2 separate regions of the Homo sapiens genome follow, and region 2 is linked to region 1. Evidence: read pairs that join two places in POLR2A ChIA-PET (ENCODE). Cell type or tissue: GM12878. All regions are shown on one strand. Region 1 overlaps ARHGEF17 (Rho guanine nucleotide exchange factor 17). Region 2 overlaps FCHSD2 (FCH and double SH3 domains 2).

Region 1 (2,500 bases):
GACCAGGCTGGTCTTGAACTCCTGACCTCAGGTGATCCGCCCTCCTCGGCCTCCCAACCTCGGCCTCCCAAAGTGCTGGGATTACAGCCGTGAGCTTGGAAATTACCACTCTGGGATCAAGTCCAGGCTTTTAGGCCTGGCCTTTAGGAACTCCCGGGGCCCACCTGACCTCTCCAGAACCAGGGAGCTTTCATGGTACCCCAGACACACCAGGGCTTCTCCATCACAGGCCTCTACCTTTGCAGTTCTCTCTCCCTGAAGGGCCTTGGCTCATTTCTGCCTGTCAAGGTCTGGCTAGTCCTTCAAGATTCCAGCCACTGCCCTAAGTTAGCCTTCCCTGCCCTCACCCTTCTTGGCCTCCTTCGACCCCCAGTTCTCAGATGGGGCTTCTTGGGTCAGGAACCCCTTCTCCTTCACCCTGCGGCCCCCATGCTAACCCTGCACATACAGGCACCAGTGGGCCACAGTGCAATTGAATTTTAAAGGTTCCCCTGGGTTCCCCCAACCCGCCACTCAGAGCTTATTTCAGCGTTAATTATCCAAGACTAGTTAGAAAAGGTAGAAGCATCTGTGCAGTCAGGGCTCAGTCAATCCACCAATGACAGTGAACACCCCGGTTCTCAGTCAAATGGCTGGGCTGTCCCATGGGAGCAAGGTCTGCTCCCAGGCAGGAAGCGGCCTAGGCCCTCTCCCCACTCACCAGGCTCTGGCATCCACTGCCCAGCCCCGCCCCTTGCTGGACACTCAGAGGGTGGTACAGGAGCAAATTGCTCTGTTCACATCTCTCCAGATGGATAATGCCTGTTTATGTTACTTGTTGACATCTGGCTGCCCCAATCTACTCCAACTTTGCTGTCATCAAAGCTTGCTCCAGGGAAGGTCTCAGGCTCGGTCCTCACTCCTGATATCTGTACAGATGTCTTTGTGGGTATGGAAATCTGCTGGGGATTGAAAAGTGAGAAAGTGAGAGAGAGAGAGAGAGTGTGTGTGTACAATGCCTATATGCGATGCTCCTCAAGCTTTGCCTGTGTTGAGATGGGTGGGGGTTTGCTGTCAGCTTACCCCACAGTGTGGGAACTGTTGGTTTCAGTGTGCTCCCCTCCAGCCCGCAGGCTCCAGCAGGGCTCCTCTCTACATCTCCAGCCCAAGCACAGGGCCCAGCCCTGGAACGAAATTTCTTCCCCAGCACCCACAGCCCAGGCCTGGCCACACAGGAAGCGACCTGATGACTGAGGCCCAAGAGTTCAACTCATGGGACAGGACTCAGGGCTAGGGGCCCAGAGGGAGACAGGGCAGGAGGCTGGGGGTGGGGGAGGTTTGGGCTGGCTGCGGGTCTGGGCCTCTCTGGGCTCTTTGTCCAAATATGGAAGGTTTTTTTGTCTCCATTTGAGTCACGCCGGCCATGGCCCAAGAGATCTGCTTTCCAGATACTGCAAACGGGACTGCACTGCACTGCCTGGCCTGCCTGTCTCCCCTTCACCTGCCCGTGGCCCATCTCTCCACCTTCCCAAACTCCTGGGCTGAGTTCTCTCCGCCAGCAGAAAGCCCAGCACCCACCTCAGCTGCTTTCCAGCACCAAGAGAAGGGTCCCTGGGCCCATAAAGGGAGGAAACACTCATTCCTTCTGTGCCTGTCACCTCCTCCCACTCCCCAAGGGCCTCTCAAGTGCAACTGAGCCATTCAACTAATATTTACTGAGCAACTACTATGTGCTGGTTCCTGGGACTCAGACCATGGACTGTGAATCCAGTAGGATCACTATGTCCAAAGCAAAATCCACCCTTTCTTTCTGTGCCCACCTTGATGATGGCACTGCCCCCAACTCAGGCAGTCCTGAAAGCCAGGGGCCTAAGCACGGGTTCTGGAGCCAGACCATCTGGGTCTGAACTCCAACCCAGTGAGACTATCCTGGTTTGAATACCACCTCTCTCTTTCTGGGCTCTGTGACCTGAGCTAAGCACCCTCACCTTCTCTGGGCCTGTGTCTGCTTCCCATCCCACCCCCAATCAGTGCCGACTCGGGACGGCACCCTTTGCCCATCTGCCAGCTTCCACCTGCCTGGTCCCCAGGACAGCAGCAACATAGGGCTAGGCATAGGCATGGGTGGTAAGGGGAGCTGAGAGGAGCCTGGGCGCTCCCCCAGGGCAGGGCTCAGCTGTCCTCCTCCTGCCTCCCCCACATTATTTATTTAATAAACGTGTACCCAGGCTCCACCTCGTGCCAGGAACAGGAGGGCTTGGCATGGGTGGATCCACCCGACCAGAATCAAGCATTGGGTCACGGGGCAAACTGGGGGCTCCCACCCACATCTCCACATCCCAGAGCCTTAGAGGTCTGTTACCTCCGAAGCAGAGAGGAGCTGCAATCACTGTGTATCCTGGGACAGAGGCGGTTCCTGACACCTGGGCTGGGAAGCTGAGGGGGACTCTGCCCTACACGGCCGTTTTCCTAAGACCAGTCCCTGGCCAGGGGTCTCTGTCTGGCTCTCTAAAGGGAGGCA
Region 2 (2,500 bases), 230 kb after region 1:
AAATCATATAAAGTATTTTCTTTACCCATAGAGGAATGAAGCTAGAAATCAATTAATAGAAGGGGACAGAAAATATGCAAATATGTAGAAATTAAACATATTCTTAAACAACGAGTAGATCAAAGAAGTCACTAGGGAGATTAGAAAATACTTTGAGACAAATGAGAACAAAAATATACAATACCAAAACTTACGCTGTGAAACTAGTATTCAGGGAAAACTTAACAGTTGTAAATGCCTGTGTTAAAAAAGAAGAAAGATTTCAAGTTAACAACCTAGCTTTATACCCTAAGAATTAGGAAAAGAGCATGCTAAACCCAAAAGGAAAAATAATAAAGGTTAGATCAGAGAAAAATGATATAGAATAGAAAAATGATGAAGAGAATCAATGAAACTAAAGTTGGTACTTTGAAAAGATAACTTATTGGCAAACCTTAGATTAGAAGAAGAGCTGGGCACCATGGGCTATGCAAGTCTAGTCCTAGCCAGTTGGAGGCCGAGGCAGGAGGATCGCTTGAGCCCAGGAGTTTAAGCCCAACTGGGATAACATAGCAAGACTCTGTCTCTAAAATAGATAGACAGAGTAAATATGTACAAACAGAAAATACAGTGGGGATACTACTACCTTACAGAAACTAAAAGGATTATGATAACATGAATAATAATTCTTCAAAAATTAGATAATTCAGGTGAAATAGATAAATCTTAGAAACACACAAATTACTAAAACTGATTACAGAAAAAAATAGAAATTCTCAATAACAAGTGAAGGGATTGAATCAGTAATTAGAAAAAAAAAAAAAAAAAAGAACACCTCACAAGAAATAATAGGACTAGACGGTTCCACTAGTGAATTCTACCAAACAGTTAATGATGAATTAACACCAATCCTACTAAAACTATTCCAAAAAAACAGAAGAAAAGGGAATGTTTCTAACATATTCTGAGGCCGTCTTTACCCTTATACAAAAATCAAACAGATACCAGAAGAAAACTATAGACTACTATTTCTTGTGAAGAGAGATGCAAAAAAAAAAAATAAATAAATAAAATAAACCAAACAAACAAACCTAGGAAACTGAATCCAACAGCAAATCATTAAAAGGATTATCCACCACGACCAAGTGGGATTACACGCCTGCAATCCCAGGGAGCCACTTGGGAGGTTGAGGCAGGTGGATAGCTTGAGCTCAGAAGTTTAAGACCAGCCTGGGCAGCATGGTGAAACCCCATCTCTACGAAAAAATACAAAAATCAGCCAGGCCTGGTGGTGCATACCTGTAGTTCTAGCTATTTGGGAGGCTGAGGTGGGAGGATTGCTTGAGCCTGGGAGGTCGAGGCTGCAGTGAGCTGAGATTGTGCCACTATACTCCAGCTTGGATGACCAGAGTGAGACCCTGTCTCATCAAAAAAAAAAAAAAAAAAAAAAAAAAAAATCCATCAATGAAATACATCACATTAGTAAGAGGAAGGACAGAACCACATGATTATCTCAGTAGAGGCAGAAAAAGCATTTCACATAATTTAACACTCTTTCATGATAAAAAGACTCAGAAAACTAGGAATGGAAGGAAATTTCCTTTTTTTTTTTTGTTTTGAGACAAGGTCTCATGCTGTCCCCCAAGCCAGAGTGTAGTGACACGGTCTAGGCTGGGGAAACATGGAAACGTCCTTAACATGTTAAAGGGCACATATGACAAGCTCACAGTAACATCGTACTCAGTGGTGAAAGACTGAACACTTTCCCTATAAGTTCAGGAAGAACACAAGGATGCACCTTTTTACCATTGCTATTCTCTTGTGTTTGACATTCTATAATTCTATCTGGAAGTGGTATATGCTTTCTTTCATCCTGTCCTGTCCTTTCCTTTCCTTTCCTTTCCTTTGCTCTGCCACCCAGGCTGGAGTGCAGCAGCACAATCTCGGCTCACTGCAACCTCTGCCTCCTGTGTTCAGGTGATTCTCCTGCCTCAGCCTTACCGGTAGCTGGAATTACAGGCGCCCGCCACCACATCTGGCTAATTTTTTTTTTTTTTTTTTTTTTTTGTAGAGGCAGGGTTTCAACATGTTGGCCAGGCTGGTCTCGAACTCCTGACCTCAAGTGATCCACCTGCCTTGGCCTCCCTAAGTGCTGGGATTACAGACGTGAGCCACTGTTCCCTGCCTGCTTTCTTTTTTAAATACAAGAAGTTTAAAAATTCATTTTAAATATTTGGTTACATATTATCTCTTTCATGACAGCATTTTTTTGCTCATGGGTGTCCTTCTGCTACCATGTTTTTCCTGTTCTGTTTCTTCTTCTCTTAAAAATTTTACGTCTGTTTAGATACCTCGTTCCTTCTTCCTTTATGGTGGTTTATTTTTGAATGAGAAGGTTTTTTTGTTTTGTTTTGTTTTTTGTTTTTTTCTATAGCACTTTAGGATATTAGATGTTGGTAGCTCAGGGTTGTGTCTTTCAAATTTACAGCAATTTTGTTTGTGAGCAGGTTTTGTGCATAAC

Evidence for each region. ChIA-PET counts read pairs that join two places held together with the same protein. Peaks named below come from ENCODE experiments on the same cell type or tissue, not always from the same donor. Only the 100,000 strongest peaks of a DNase experiment are listed, where the experiment ranks them.
Region 2: POLR2A ChIA-PET joins it to region 1 with 7 read pairs; 2 of 35 experiments call an interaction of 5 or more read pairs at or near these places.

The regions. Positions count from the first base shown.
Region 1 is chr11:73,324,033-73,326,532 of GRCh38, reverse strand. All of the region lies in intron 1 of ARHGEF17 (Rho guanine nucleotide exchange factor 17), which reads right to left. Among named protein-coding and RNA genes, the nearest start is that of ARHGEF17-AS1, 16 kb to the right of the region's middle. RefSeq lists an enhancer at 555-1,206. In GM12878, no CTCF peak of the experiment used is centred here; a DNase peak (open chromatin) is centred at 1,342; H3K4me3 peaks cover 478 bases; H3K27ac peaks cover 2,500 bases.
Region 2 is chr11:73,095,924-73,098,423 of GRCh38, reverse strand. All of the region lies in intron 2 of FCHSD2 (FCH and double SH3 domains 2), which reads left to right. Among named protein-coding and RNA genes, the nearest start is that of FCHSD2, 45 kb to the left of the region's middle. In GM12878, no CTCF peak of the experiment used is centred here; no DNase peak of the experiment used is centred here.